Regions from separate parts of the Homo sapiens genome. Here region 2 is linked to region 1. A link is a loop called in an ENCODE intact Hi-C map of the cell type or tissue named here. Cell type or tissue: B cell. All regions are shown on one strand.

Evidence for each region. A loop is a pair of places that touch in the nucleus more often than their neighbours do. Peaks named below come from ENCODE experiments on the same cell type or tissue, not always from the same donor. Only the 100,000 strongest peaks of a DNase experiment are listed, where the experiment ranks them.
Region 2: it touches region 1 in a loop (22-fold over the local background); 9 of 110 quality-filtered maps call a loop at or near these places.

Annotation. Positions count from the first base shown.
Region 1 is chr20:13,767,757-13,775,756 of GRCh38, reverse strand. It overlaps ESF1 (ESF1 nucleolar pre-rRNA processing protein), which reads left to right. Exons shown (of 14, transcript NM_001276380.2): 4 at 487-600; 5 at 3,142-3,242; 6 at 4,274-4,426; 7 at 5,736-5,850. Among named protein-coding and RNA genes, the nearest start is that of ESF1, 13 kb to the left of the region's middle. In B cell, CTCF peaks have their summits at 3,486 and 3,686 (motif pointing right); a DNase peak (open chromatin) is centred at 3,746; H3K27ac peaks cover 339 bases.
Region 2 is chr20:12,967,386-12,975,385 of GRCh38, reverse strand. No RefSeq gene overlaps it. Among named protein-coding and RNA genes, the nearest start is that of LINC01722, 19 kb to the right of the region's middle. In B cell, a CTCF peak has its summit at 4,903 (motif pointing left); no DNase peak of the experiment used is centred here.

The DNA of each region.
Region 1 (8,000 bases):
ATTCTGATTAAAATTTGATATGGAATATAATTATATGAACTAGAAGACGTCCAAGCAGATAAGAAGAGGCTCTACATAAATAATTAAAAGTTGCATGAAATTTTTAATACTTGTTTTAGCTAGTAGTTTGTATTTCTGTTTGTACGGCACCCAAAAGAAATGTTGCAGGGTAACATACTCAACTTCCTTACTCATGCATGCATGGCAAAATAGCTGAACAAACTTGGTGGTTAAAAAATCAGCTCATGATCATGTTCTGATTTAAGAATTAAGAACCAAGTAAGAGAAAGTACTTACCTGTTATGGTTTTACTATTGTTTGGCTCATTTGAAGTTCTCTTTTATATACTGAATTACGCTTAGATAACTCCTGTACTATTAATTTCAGAGCATAGGGGACAGAAGGCATTACATTTTTAGAATCTTTATTTTTCAAGTATTGAGAATGATATGGATTATGTACTATTTAATTCTTCTCATTTCTCAGATTACACGTCGATTAGCAGTTTGTAACATGGACTGGGATAGATTAAAGGCAAAAGATTTGCTGGCTCTGTTCAATTCATTTAAACCCAAAGGAGGTGTAATATTTTCCGTCAAGGTGAGAATTGATTTCATTTTGAAATAAATATTTCTAGGCATTTTAAGTTAAATCTGATTTTTTTTTTTTTTTTTGGCCATAGTTTTCCTTTTTAGGAAAATACTGTGGAAGTTGTCCAATCCAATTGAGTGTGAAACTTATGTAACAGGTATAAATGTTAGAAAGGAAGAGGTGAAATTATTATTATTGATAGGTTATATGATTGTTTACACATTAAAAATCCAAAGAAATAAAAGCTCAGTAAAGGGACAGCATATAAGAAGTGTTTTTAACAATAAATTGCATTCCTTATTGCTAACACTGGCCAATTAAGGAAAAAATCTAATTATACTAGAAACAAAACCACATAAAGTTCTTGGAAATTACCTTAATAAACACAAATGACCTATGTGAAGTAAACTGTAACACTTGATAAATTTGAAAAACTTACATAAATTTTGAGGATACCATATTTCAAGCCAACCTAATAATTAAGAATCCAGGCTTTGCATTATTGCAGACCTGGGTTCAAATCTTGATTCTCGTAAGTGTTATGTGATCCTGGACACTTAATTAATCTCTCAAGTATGTTTACATCTTTCCAATATATCCAAATGGATATAACAATAGTATTGGTGATTGTAAGGATTAAGTATAAAGGAGCTTGAACTAAGTATTTAGTGCAGTGCCTGAAATAGCCCTGCCCTCAATCATTATTAGAGATTGAGTCTCCCTTATCCAAAATGCTTGGGATCAGAAGTGTTTAGAATTTCAGATTTTGAAATAAAATTGCATTATATATACTTACTGGATGAGCATCGCAATTCCAAAATCTGAAATGCGCCAATGAGCGTTTCCTTTGAACCTCACGTTGACAGTCAAAAAGTTTGGAATTTTGGATTTGGGATTTGGGATGCTCAACCTGTATTATTCTGTTTAAATATTTAAAGATGTTATGTCTACTGTTCTAGGGTAATTTTGATCAAAATCCCAGTTCAAGTCAAAGTTAAGAAAAAGGATACCAATAATCATCTAAAAGAATAAACAAATTAAGAGTAGCTAATAAACTATTTTTTTTTTTTTGAGATGGAGTCTCGCTCTGTCGCCCAGGCTGGAGTGCAGTGGCGCAATCTCGGCTCACTGCAAGCTCCGCCTCCCGGGTTCACGCCATTCTCCTGCCTCAGCCTCCTGAGTAGCTGGGACTACAGGCGCCCACCACCACGCCCGGCTAATTTTTTGTATTTTTAGTAGAGACGGGTTTTCACTGTGTTAGCCAGGATGGTCTCGATCTCCTGACCTCATGATCCGCCCGCCTCGGCCTCCCAAAGTGCTGGGATTACAGGTGTGAGCCACCGCGCCTGGCCTAGACTAGCTAATAAACTTTTGAGAAATCATGCTAATATAAAAACTCACCCTGTCGCTTCTCGGCCTTTTGGCTAAGATCAAGTGTAAAAACTCACCCTACAAGTTACAATATCTAAACATTTCATGATGCTATGGGGGTTGACAGGTTTGGGTAAAAATGGGACAAATTGGTAGAACAGAATAGATAGAAAGAGTTCATATGATAACTTAGATCAAAATAGGCTGCTTGAATATTTGGACAAATGAACAGGTCATTGGATAGAGAACTTGGTTCAGATCTTCACCTCCTAATAGCTCCAGCGAAATTCTAGATGAAGCAAAGGAAAAAAAAATTAAAAGTCAAGCCAAAGAAACAATTTAAAAACCCTGTGTTTTAGGCAATAGTGAGAATTTCTAGACTTAGAAAAGAGGAAAAAAAAGAATCAAAAGATGTGACTACATATATATTATAAACTTACATATTAAACCTATTGTGTATATACTATTCAAGTTAGTAAGAAAAACTTGGATCATCTTGTTGATAAATTGCATATTTCAGACAGTTTAAAAAAGCATGTGTTCATTAACAAATGTATATTAAGCCTAGTAGTATCAAAACAATGTCATTAATACAATTATTTCTTGACTCTTAAAGTAGGCAAGATTTTAGAAGATACCACACCTGGTGAGAGTGAATTCTTTTTCTTATATCGAGACTATACCTAATCTGTATAAGGTTGTCGTCAGTTCTGTTCTATTTCTTTAAAAGAAAGCACTGGATAAATGGTATGACAGAGATAAGTTGGTTATTACAAAATTGATCTTCATTATATGTTTATTTTTCTGTATTTCATGTAAACTAATTCAGTCATTTTTCATGTGTGTGTTTTTATTCACATTTCCTTGAGCTTAGCATCTTGTTTTGCTTTTAATTTTTCGTTTGGATCTCGGAACCATCTTGTCCCAGGTGGTATGTGGAGGAGATACTCTTATTTTTGTTTCCAAGCCTCGTATCTTGTTAGTCTCTAGCCAAAGTGATCTATTTTTAAATAAAATTTCTCAAGATGCTCTAGCTTCCTATAGTGGATTTGGAAGTGAGTCACCCTTACTGTTTTCATTGAGTCAAGTTGTGACTTTTAGAGTTCCTGACTTCGACAGGTCTAGATATTTGTGTAAAGGAATGTACAAATTACATTGATCCTATTTTTTTCTGTTTAGATATATCCTTCAGAATTTGGAAAGGAGAGGATGAAGGAAGAGCAAGTTCAAGGACCAGTAGAGCTATTAAGTATTCCTGAAGATGCCCCAGAAAAAGACTGGTATTAAATCACTATAGAACATAAAACTAAACCTCATAAATTCATGTCATTAGTTCAGAATTCTGGTCACCTTAATAGTTAAAACTAAAGTTTATACTTGTGCCATTCGTGGTTAAAACAGGTTGCAAAACAGATTTAAAGTCTGTTAAAAGTGGTACATTATTCCAAGAAGATTTTTGTTCGTGTATATTTCTATTTCTGTATTCATGAAAGTAATTATTGCAGTTTTTGAAAAACATTTCATGATTAAACTGATTTGGAGTTCTTTTGAATTCTTTCAGCCTCGTTGCTCTGAATTAGTACGTTTTGCTTTTTTTTTTGAGACATCATTGAAGCTCTGTTTGCCTTCAAATTATATAATTTTTTCTTATTTGAGAATCAAATAGAAAAGTGAAAGAATGATAAAACTTTTTTTTTTATCATCATGGTGCAATATAGAAAATAATTTAAGATAGTTTTTAAGCCACTAGGTGGAGCTATATTTGCACTTAATAAAAATGAGGGTTAAATAGATTAGTGACAGGAGAGAGCAGATGAAGACCTTCAAAGAAAGAGTTGTATCAGTGCTTTGTGTGGAACCTTAAAAAAAAAAAAAAAAAAAAGAATGTGTTGTAGTTAAGCAAAATCAAACTTATAGACTCTTAAGCAAACATTTTGCAAGATCAGGAATGTCTTTTAGCTAATGGTTTTCTAGCATATTTTATAATAGAATTATCTTTATTGGTTTTACTTGAGAAGGCAGTGTGTAATAGCAAAGTAACTATTCTGTGAGTTAAATTATAGATAAACACACGAATTCCCACACACTCCTTTCCTAGATACCAAATTCCAATCCAAATATCTGTACCTTGTGAGAATAATAAGTTGAGCTTAAGTATTTAATGTTTATAAAGGCAAAGTCATGAAGGAAAGATGGTTTGGTATGAAGGCCAGCTTGTAATATGTTTTTCTTGAAAGAATTACATTTATTTTTTAAAGGGAAATTTTTGTGTTTCTGTATAAGTATGCTTAATAAGTTTTTCCCACTTTAGGACGTCTAGAGAAAAATTGAGAGATTATCAATTCAAACGACTGAAGTACTATTATGCAGTAGTAGACTGTGATTCTCCGGAAACAGCTAGTAAAATTTATGAGGATTGTGATGGCCTGGAATTTGAAAGTAGTTGTTCTTTCATAGATCTAAGGTAATCCAGTGTATGTATTACCAATTTAATCTTTTAGTACAACATGATTATAAGAAGTAAAATATTTGAACTGGTAGTGATCTCTGTTTTATATTCTAAAATGATTTTTTTGCTTTTCGGTTAACTCTATCCCATGGAACATCACTCCTAAGAAAGAAAACAAACAAGACAGTGCTAAAGTATTATGTATGAATCATCCCCACATCTTTGTCCTTTCAGACATATTGGCTCTGTTTTTAAGATGGTGTACCTTACACAATAATATTTCCTTGCAACTGCTTTTAGAGCTAGGAACCAGATGAAGTTAACTTTTAAAAATGCATGGAGGAAGGGGCAGAGGAATTTGAAAACAGATTGTTATCTCTAGATCCATGCTATCCAGTATAGTAGCCACTAGTCATATTTGGTTATTTTAGTTAAAATTTATAAGTCAGTTGCGTAGTCATATTTCAAATAATTGTTCCATTTTGGACAGAGCAGATATAGAACATTGCCCTTGTCACAGAAAGTTCTGTTGGACAACACTGCTCTAAATGTAAATGGCTAAATGTACAATTAGGAAATTGTAAGACTCAACCTTAAGCTTTCCCTTGTTTTCAGTGACACCTCATGTATATGATACTTTGTATTCACAATGCTTACCCATTAATAATTATATTTGATCTTCAAAATACAATATAGCCAGCTGGGCATAGTAGCTCACGCCTATAATCCCAGCACTTTGGGAGGCCTAGGCAGGAAGATCGCTTGAACCCAGGAGTTCAAGACCAGCCTGGGCAACATAGTGAGACCCTGTCTCTACAAAAAATTTTAAAAGTAAAAATTAGCCAGGCATGTTGGCGCACACCTGTAGAGGATCGCTTGAGCCCAGGCCGTTGAGACTTCAGTGAGCCATGATTATGCCATGGACCTCCAACCTGGGTGATGGAGCAAGACCCTCTCTGTAAAAACAACAACAAAATCATGTAGTCAATGACTGCACTATCAGAAGTCTGGATCTTTTTGAAACGTGAGGGACCCACATGTGCTTGCACCTGACTCATTAACTGACTCCTAATGCACGATTTCTATCTATACAGCATTCTTTTAAATTTAGTGGAATTACAGAGTTATAGCTTATGAATTTCAGAAATTTATACAAAGATGAATTCATTCAGAAATATACAAAGGTTATGTCTAACATTGTCTCTTAAACGTGTGTCTTTTAGAAAGTTTGTGTATGTATAAACTACAACTAATTAGATGAGAATCTAAACTGTGGTTATCACTGCAGCGTATTTTAAATAAATTTTTTTTCTTTACTTCTTAGGTTTATACCAGATGATATTACTTTTGATGATGAGCCTAAGGATGTAGCCTCAGAAGTGAATTTAACAGCATATAAACCAAAATATTTCACTTCTGCTGCAATGGGAACATCAACGGTATTTCTTTACTTTAAAAAATATGTAGCTGGACTCTATTGCTTTATGAAGAGATTTTGTATATTACTTATAGCATCTTTAAAAATGGAAAGTATTAATTTTTTTGTTATTATTTTTTCTTGAGACAGAGTCTCGCTCTCTCACCCAGGCTGGAGTGCAGTGGTATGATCTCAGTTCACTGTAACCTCTGCCTCACAGGTTGAAGCGATTCTCGTGCCTCAGCTGCCCAAGTAGCTGGGATTACAGGTGTGTACCACTACACCTGGCTAATTTTTGTATTTTTACTAGGGACAGTGTTTCGCTATGTTGACCAGGCTGGTCTTGAACTCCTGACCTCAAGTGAGGCCGCCTTGGCTTCCCAAAGTGCTGGGATTACAGGTTTCGTGAGCCACTGCTCCCAGCCTCAAAGTATTCAAAATTTTTAATGCATGGGTACAGAGAGAAATGAGACACAAGCGTGTCTGCCTCTACCATATCTGTGAACCTGTTTTCAGATTCTTGTTACGCATTTAAGCCTGTGTCAGTTATCTGCTGATGTTTCTTTTTTCTCTTCTGTCTTTCCTGTACACTCTTCTGTCTCTCCTATACACTCTTCTGTCTTTCCTATACACTCTAATAAATCAGTTATTAATATCCTAAGGAATAAGGGGAAGTGGATAATAAATTACCTCCCCGCACAGTTAAATGAAACTAGGGAAAATTTAAAATAAGAGTATCTCCTATACACTCTAATACATCAGTTATTAATATCCTAGGGAATAAGGGGAAGTGGATAATGAATTACCTCCCAGCACAGTTAAACAAAACTAGTGAAAATTTAAAATAGGAGTACCTTTTTCTGCAGATGATTCAAAACTGTAAAAAGAATTGATATGGAATAATTAAGGTATAATAGATGTCACATTAATGCTTAGTAACAAATAGCCAAAAGGTTTTTGTCTATTGAAATAGTTTATTACTTAGGTGACTACCTTCTCCCTTTTCCTTTCTTTCTTTTTTTTTTTTTTTTGAGACTAGAGTCTTGCTCTGTCGCCCAGGCTGGAGTGCAGTGGCGCGATCTCTGCTCACTGCAACCTCTGCCTTCTGGGTTCAAGTGATTCTTCTGCCACAGCCTCCCCGGTAGCTGGGATTACAGGTGTGTGCCACCACACCCAGCTAATTTTTGTATTTTTAGTAGAGACTGGGTTTCACCATGTTGGCCAGGCTGGTCTTGAACTCCTGAGCTCAGATGATCCGCCCCCCTCTGCCTCCCAAAGTGCTGGTATTATAGGTGTGAGCCACTGCGCCTGGCCCCTTCTCCCTTTTCTTTTTTTTTGCTTTTTTTGGAGACTGAGTCTCACTCTGTCGCCTAGGCTGGAGTACGGTGGTGCAATCCTGGCTCACTGCAACCTCTGCCTCCCAGGTTCAAGTGATTCTCCTGCCTCAGCCTCCTGAGTAGCTGGGATTACAGGGGCACGCCACCATGCCCAGCTAATTTTGTATATTTAGTACAGACGGGGTTTCACCATGTTAGTCAGGCCGATCTCGAACTCCCAACCTCTGGTGATCCACCCGCCTTGGCCTCCCTTCTCCTTTTTCTTTCTCCCAATAACCTTTCTGTCCACAGCTGTACTCTGCAGTAGCCACACTAGCTTCCCTCTGCTTTTCCTGTGTGATAAATCACCGTGCTTCTCTGAGGAGGGACTGGTAGCAGAGAGAGTAGCTGTATCTGCCACCTGCTATGCCGTGGTGGGCACTGTATGGCATTGATTAGTTACTGGGTGTAGTAAAACTCTACCATTACATAGTAAGCAAAGTCTAAAAAATTCAGTCACATGAAATTAAAGTCATGTTATTTTCAGAACCAACATAATGATCAGGGCCAGCCTGTCCAGCCAGCCAGTCTAAAGTTCCTGGGTCCTGGCTGTATCATCAACATCTGTCCTAGTTCCAACAGTGTTTTGGTGGTTATCAGCTCAGGCTTAATTGTCAGAATAGGGATCATTTCTGAATCCTCTGACTAGCTGGAATTTCTGAGACAGGTGGCAGTGATTTTAAGGATCTCTTAAAATGGATGTGGATCTACCCTATGATGAAGATAAAATATCTGGCAGGGCCTTATATGAGAATAGGGGCTATGTACAGGGCAGGAGCCAGTCATCACCACATCA
Region 2 (8,000 bases), 800 kb after region 1:
TATATTGATGGTTTTAAAGATTTTGTGTCTAGATAGGTCATGTGATCTATGAATTTTATTTCAACATTGTAGGGAACATTAAAATAAGTTTGGTACAAAAAAAGTGGTGAATCTGAATCTGATAGGGAACCCTAGAAGGAGGAAACTGAGGAGGGAACCCTAGAAGCTTCGTATGACCTTAGGTGAAGGCAGGTTGCAAGTGAGAGAGAGCACCAATAATGACTTCAGTAGATACAACATTGGTTTATTCATGTTTTCCTTCAAAAAATACATTATACTGAAAGAACATAACAAAAAAAGAAAACTACAGACTAATATACCTGTTGAGTACAGATGCAAGAATCCTTAACAAAATAATAGCTAACCGACTCCAACAGCATATCCAAAAAGATAATCCACCATGATCAAGTGGGTTTCATACCCGGGATGCAGAGATGTTCAACATACACAGCCAATAAATGTGATATACCACATAAACAGAATTAAAAACTAAAATCACAAGATCATCTCAATAGACACAGCAAAAGCATTTGAGAAAATCCAGCATTGCTCTATGATTAAAACCCTCAGCAAAATCGGCATAGAAGGGGCATACCTTAATGTAATAAAAGCCATCTATGACAGACTCACAGCCAACATAATACTGAATGGGGAAAAGTTGAAAGCATACCCCCTGAGAACTCGGACAAGACAAGGATGCCCACTCTCACCGCTTCAATTCAACATATTACTGGAAGTCCTAGCAAGAGCAATCAGACAAGAGAAAGAAAGGGCATCCAACCAGTAAAGAGGAAATCAAACTGTCACTGTTTGCTGATGATATGATCATATACCTAGAAAACCCTAAAGGCTCCTTCCAAAAGCCCCTAGAACTGATAAATTAATTCAGCAGGCTTCATGATACAAAATTAATGTACATAAATCAGTAGCTCTTCTATACACTGACAGCGACCAAGCTGAGAATCAAATCAATAACTCAACCCCCTTTACAATAGCTGCAGAAAAAAAATACTTAGGAATATACCTAACCAAGGAGGTGAAAGACCTCTACAAGGAAAACTACAACATACTTTTGAAAGAAATTTTAGATAACACAAACAAATGGAAATATATCCCATGGTCATGGATGAATAGAATCAATATTGTGAAAATGACCATATTGCCAGTAGCAATCTATAAATTCAATGCAATTCCCATCAAAATACCACCATCATTCTTCACAGAACTAGGAAAAAAAAATTCTAAAATTCACATGGCACCAAAAAGGAGCCTGCATAGCCAAAGCAAGACTAAGCAAAAAGAACAAATCTGGAGTCATCACATTACCTGACTTCAAACTATACTGTAAGACCATAGTCACCAAAACAGCATGGTACTGGTATAATAGGCACATAGACCAATGAAACATAATAGATAACCCAGAAATAAAGGCAAATACTTACAACCAACTCATCTTTGACAAAGCAAATATAAACATGAAGTAGGGGAAGGACACCCTAGTCAACGAATGGTACTGAGATACTTGACAAGCCACATGTAGAAGAATGAAACTGGATCCTCATCTCTCATGGGATATAAAGATCAACTCAAGATGGATGAAAGACTTAAATCTAAGACCTTAAACCATAAAAATTCTAGAAGATAACATTGGAAACACCCTTCTGGACATTGGCTTATTCAAAGACTTCATGACCAAGAACCCCAAAGCAAATGCAACAAAAACAAAGATAAATAGTTGGACTTAATTGAACTAAAAAACTTCTGCACAACAAAAGAAACAATCAGCAGAGTAAACAGACAACCCACAGAATGTGAGAAGATCTTCCCAATCTATACATCCCACAAAGGACTAATATCCAGAATCTACAAGGGACTCAAACAAATAAGCAAGAATAAAACAAACAATCCCATCAAAAAGTGGGCTAAGGACATGAATAGATAATTCTCAGAAGAAGATATGCAAGTGCCCAACAAACATATGAAAAATGCTCAATATCACTAATGATCAGGGAAATGCAAATCAAAACCACAATGCGATATCACCTTATTCCTGCAAGAATGGCCATAATAAAAAAATCAAAAAATAATAGATGTTGGAGGGAATGTGGTGAAAAAGGAACACTTTTACACTGCTGATGGGAATGTAAACTAGTACAAACACTATGGAAAACAGTGTAAATATTCCTTAAAGAACTAAAAAGCAGAGTTACCATTTGAACCAGCAATCCCACTACAGGGTATCTACACAAAGGAAAATGAGTCATTATATGAAAAAGATATTTGCTCATGCATGTTTATAGCAGCACAATTCCCAATTGCAAAAATGTAAAACCAGCCCAAATGCCCATCAATCAATGATTGGATAAAGAAATTGTGATATGTCTATATCTGTACCTATCTATATACCATGGAATACTACTCAGACATAAAATTGAACAAAATAATGGCATTCACAGCAACCTGGATGAAACTGGAAACCATTATTTTAAGTGCAGTAACTCAGGAATGGAAAACCAAACATCAGATATTCTCAATCATAAGTGGAAGCTAAGCTATGAGGTTGCAAACACGTAAGAATGATACAACAGACTTTGGGGACTTGGGGGACAAGGTGGGAGGGGGTGAGGGATAAAAGACTACACATTGGATACAGTGTACACTGCTCGGGTAATGGATGCACCAAAATCTCAGAAATCACCACTAAAGAAACTTAGTTATGTAACCAAACACTACTTGTCCCCCAAAAACCTATTGAAGTAAAGAAAAAAAACCACAGTGAGATACCATCTCACACTAGGCAAAATGGCTATTATTAAAAAGTCAAAAAATAACAGATGCTGAGGAGGTTGCAGAGAAAAGGAAATGCTTACACACTGTTGGTGGAAGTGTAAATTGGTCCAACCATTGTGGAAAGCAGTGTGGCAATTCCTCAAAGGGCTAAAACCAGAACCACTATTCGGCCAAGCAATCTCATTATTGGGTATATACCCAGAGGAATATAAATTGTTCCATTATAAAGACACATGCATGCATATTTCACTGCAGCAGTATTCACAATAGCCAAGATATTGAATCAACTTAAATACCCTTCAATGATAGACTGGATAAAGAAAATGTGGTATGTATACACCATGGAATATGATGCAGCCATAAAGAGAATGAGACCATGTCTTTCACAGGAACATAGATGGAGCTGGAGGCCATTATCCTTAGCAAACTAACAGGAATAGAAAACCAAATTCTGCATGTTCTCATGTAAAAGAGGGAGCTAAATGATGAGAACACATTGACACAAAGAGGGGAAAAATAGACACTGGGGCCTACCTGAGGGTGAAGGGTTGGAGGAGGGAGAGGAGCAGAAAAATATAACTATTGGGTACTAGGTTTAGTACCTGGGCTAAGAAATAACCTGTACAATAAACCCCCATGACACAAGTTTACCTATATAACAGACATGCACATGTACCCCTGAACCTAAAATAAAATTTTTTTTAAAAAAGAAAAAATAATACATTACACCCATCATAGAAGAGTGAATGGTGGAGGTGATCATTTATTTTGGACTTTTATTACTGGTTCCATTCAAACCTAGAAATGCAGCTCAGTTCTGTCCTGGACATTCACTGTCTTTGTTCCTACTAATAGCTACCTGTATTTCCAATTCTGACTATGTAGTTTTAACCAGGAGGCCAAAGGCACATGGCAGCTCTAAATGATTGAAGCGGATGATTTGAGAGTCTGTCGTAGCCTACTGGAAGAGGGAGTTTATACTTTTTCAAGGAAGTTTTTTGTTTGTATAAATTTCCACAGAGATTATTTAAAACTAGTTATTTAGAAAGTTTTCAGGCCCATTTACCAGATACCACTTTGTATCAAATGCAGAAGTAGTAAAGGGAATTTTTTCAAAAGGAAAGAATGAAAGAAAAAAACAGGACTCTAGAATCAGACAGACTTGTGTTTCTGTCTCACTCATTCATTCTAAGACCCTGAACGAGTTTCTGAATACTTTCTGAGCTCAAATTTTCCTCATTTATCAAGTGAAGGTGATAGCAACTTCACTGTCTTGTGACAATTAGATGAAAAAAAGTAAGTACTCAAAATAGGTTAGAGTTTTCCTCTTTTCTCTAGTACTGCACACTGATCCACAAGTCCAACTTTGTTCTTTCTAATAACTGTTATCAGTGTAAAATGTAAAAGATGTTGAGGAGGACATTCATCATCGCTCCATCTTGATGACAATGAACCAAACCTAAGGACAAAGTGAGTTAAATGCCAACCTTCTAAAAAGGGCTGCAAACCACTGGGTCCAGTCCCTGCCCTGGGCTGGCCACGAGGAGACACATCCTCTGTACTATCCCTAAAGGTCTCTGCAGTCCCCTTCCCAGCATGTGAAAGAATAGAGAGAAGTGGGGGGTTCACAGGAAGAGTGAGTTTCAACCTGATGAAGCAAGAGTTCATGGCAAAGATGCCTTCTCATCTCTAAAGCCACGTGATGGGAATCCCTCATAAGGCTGGGGGTGCCTGGGAAAAGGAAAGGTAGGATCTCATTCCCAAATGGACATCTCCGAAGGCATGCAGGATTACTCACCTGCCCCAGAGCATAACTGAGGAAGGGGAGAAAGGATGGGACAGGAGAGAGAGCAAGGACCAATGGTGGAGATCCGTGTACACCCACACTTGGAATGCAGTTCCCTGGGTGGTGTCACAGAAAGGAGCCAGTTTGGGTTATCCTGTGAAATCTTCACTGAAGATGGCTGAGAACAGGCATGAAGAGCTCCCAGGGCAAGCAGCTGCTGTGGTCTCTGTACCTAATCCTGAGGGGTCGTGAGCTTCTCAGACTTTTTCTTGGTCATAAAAGTGAAAAAATGTAGTTGTTTCAAGGGCCAGGAAAATTCAAAATGACTAAGCTTAGGCTGACATCTTGTGGCTCAGCCTGAAATAGGTGCTTCACTAAGAAATTATTTGTCAAGACTGGCAAAGAGAGGTGGCCTGCGAACAGAGAAAAAGACATCAAAACCCACTTATTATTTTGGACAATATGATGCTATCCTTTAATGTATTTTAAAGGATATCTGTGAGAAACAGAATATTTAACTACAGATTTAAATTTATTTTTGGCTAATACACATGGCCTAGACAATTACTGAAAAAACGACTTATTCTGCTTCCAATCCATTTCCAGCATGAGAGGTCCCCTTTCCTTTGCTGTCCAGTGGTCTACAAGCTGACCCCTCTGTGATGTCAGCAGGTATTCTGAGAACCCTGAGGAGTGCTGGAATGTTCCATGTGCCCATCTGTGCCCTCAACACATCATGCTCCAGACTGAGGCGCCATCTATCTCCTTCTTCAGGTCTGTGACCCCTCCTTTTTTTTTTTTTTTTTTTTTTTGAGATAGATTCCCATCACCCAGGCTGGAGTGTAGTGGTATGATCTTGGCTCACTCTGCCTCCCAGGTTCAAGAAATTCTCCTGCCTCAGCCTCCTGAGTAGCTGGGGTTACAGGCATGCACCACCTCACCAGCTAATTTTTGTATTTTTAGTAGAGACAGGGTTTCACCATGTTGGCCAGGCTGGTCTCGAACTCCTGGCCTCAAGTGATCTGCCCACTTTGGCCTCCCAAAATGCTGGGATTACAGGTGTGAGCCACTGCTCCTGGGCCTTCTGACCCCTTCTTCACACCATAATTATTTGCCAGGTCTGACCCACAGACCCTGGCTGAATGACAGATGAACAAATGCACTCAGACACAGGTATCTAGTGAAAGAGTGGGCTAGGAGACCAGGGCCACCCACAGACCCCAAAGAGGGTACTGTAAAGAGTCAGCAGCTGTGGCCCTGACCAGCTGGCACTGCGGGCATTTATTCAGTGTAGATTTAATGACAAAGGCCTTGAGTCAATACACTTGTGGGTAATTGCGTGGATGATTAAAGGCCCGGTTTCTGGAGATATGAGTAAACAACCTATTCTGATAAACTCCCCTGCATTCCTTTGTACCTACTTCTCGCCCTTTGCCCCAGGGTAAGAACTGCTCATTCTTCCCCGAAGCTTTGCAAAACCCCCATGGCCTTCCAAGAAGGTTTGCGTTTTTCCTACAGTTTCTCCCACCACCCTGACCAATCTCCTACAATTATTCTCTCTGGTCTGTTTTGCCAAAGAATGTGGATAAGAAGATTCCTTTAAGCTCAGTTCCAAAATGGCTATGAATTAGACACTGCTGGTACTTGAAAATAACGTAAGGAATGTAAGTACAATGTGCAAAACAGAAGCTCACAGATACAATCCCAGCTTCTCCTTGTTAAAAGAATTCCTCAGCTGCCATTTATCTCTGATTTCTCTTTGGGCACAGCTGCTAGAACACTGAAAACCTGCTGGTTTTCACATTTGTGTCCCGAAAAGAGTCCAAGTTTTTAATGTTCTCCAGAGTGAAAGAGCCCCAAGTCCTGCCTCTGGTTATTGCCAGAGGAAGGAAAACATCACTTTGCACTTTTTATTAACCTCTGCAAGGATGCACCATCCACAACCATGCCGTACGCATTTTAAGAACATTCTGATGCATTTGAATTTAGAGATTTTTGACAATATTCAGAGTTTCCCAAAGGATAATGGGCTCCTATTTGATTTACATCTCATGATGAAAGTGGTTCACAAAGAAGGTTCTTCTCAAAGCCGCGAGTCTAGCTCAAACTCCTAGTTTCAGTTTTTACTTTCAGACTTACATGAAAGGTATGTTTCAAAATGAAAGATTATTTTTTGATCTCACTGTATCACTATACACTGGTGGCAAATAGTTTAGCCTTTGTCAGCCTCCAAATGAAGACAGCAAAACTTACTTCATTTTGTGAGGATCAAATGAGATCATTTATGTGAAAACATCTTTAAACAATAAAGGATCATATAAACATGAATGTCTGCTGACTTTTTAAAAAAATCTTCTTAACTCAATGCTTCCGAAGCTAGTAAATTAGAGTTCTTTAGTTACAATGCATGGTTCTGCATAAATGCAGGAATATTGGGTGAAATGCTAAAATTACTCTTCATGCAACTTACTACTTTATTTGTGTATGTTGGGATTAATATTTTGAGACATATTGACACATTTTTCTCTTTTCTGTTTTTAACTATATTGCCTTCTCCATAGTCAGCCTGAAGCATCCATTGCCTTGGGAAGATTGGTGAAGTGGAGAGTAGGGGATGGGAGGATGAAGAGACATTAGAATTGCTATAGCAGAAATCCAAAGAGAACAACATGACTTGCAAAATTGTTGTTGTTTAATAAGAACCTTGAGAGTCAGCCTCTATTATGAGAGAAAAGATTTTCTAAGGTTCCTGTAGGCCCCATTGAGCAGACTAAGAGTTGCACCTACAGGCTGAGATCACAGGCTTTCTTCTACAGCAAAGAAGACCCCTCCTGTCTAGGACCACTAAGAGAGGAGTGGTTGGATATGCAGTGGAAGAAAGAAAAGCTCAGTGGGATAGGATAGGCTATAATACAATAAAGATGAGAGCCAAGCCTGAAGATCATCACTTTACATATCCAAAGTCAGAAAAGGAAGGAAGGCAGATATTGGAGGGAGTGAACATGTCAGTTCTTGAAGTTCTTACCCCCAGGAATGTGGCAGGTTAAGTTCATCCAGAGAGGTATAGAGTAGCCCCAGATTACTGGGGCTGCAGCCTGTTTCTTGGGCTTCTGCATAGACTCTAAGGAAGGAAGACTCTGCAGGTGGCCACTTTTAATATGGCGATGGGCAATGGTGCTCCTACAGTGGCCAAAGACTGATGTAATGGTGAGACGCATGGTCAGACATGTGTCTGATATCCCTTTCAAGACCTATTTCGCATTTGGGATCCTGGGAGGAGAAAATGTCACAGTGATAAAGGCATAAGACGAGAGGGCTTGACACTGAATGTCCTCAAGCTATCCTTAGTTCACATATGACATGAATGGGATCCAGATATACCCACATGTTCTTAAAGAGGGGAAATAGAAATAATGGTGAGAAT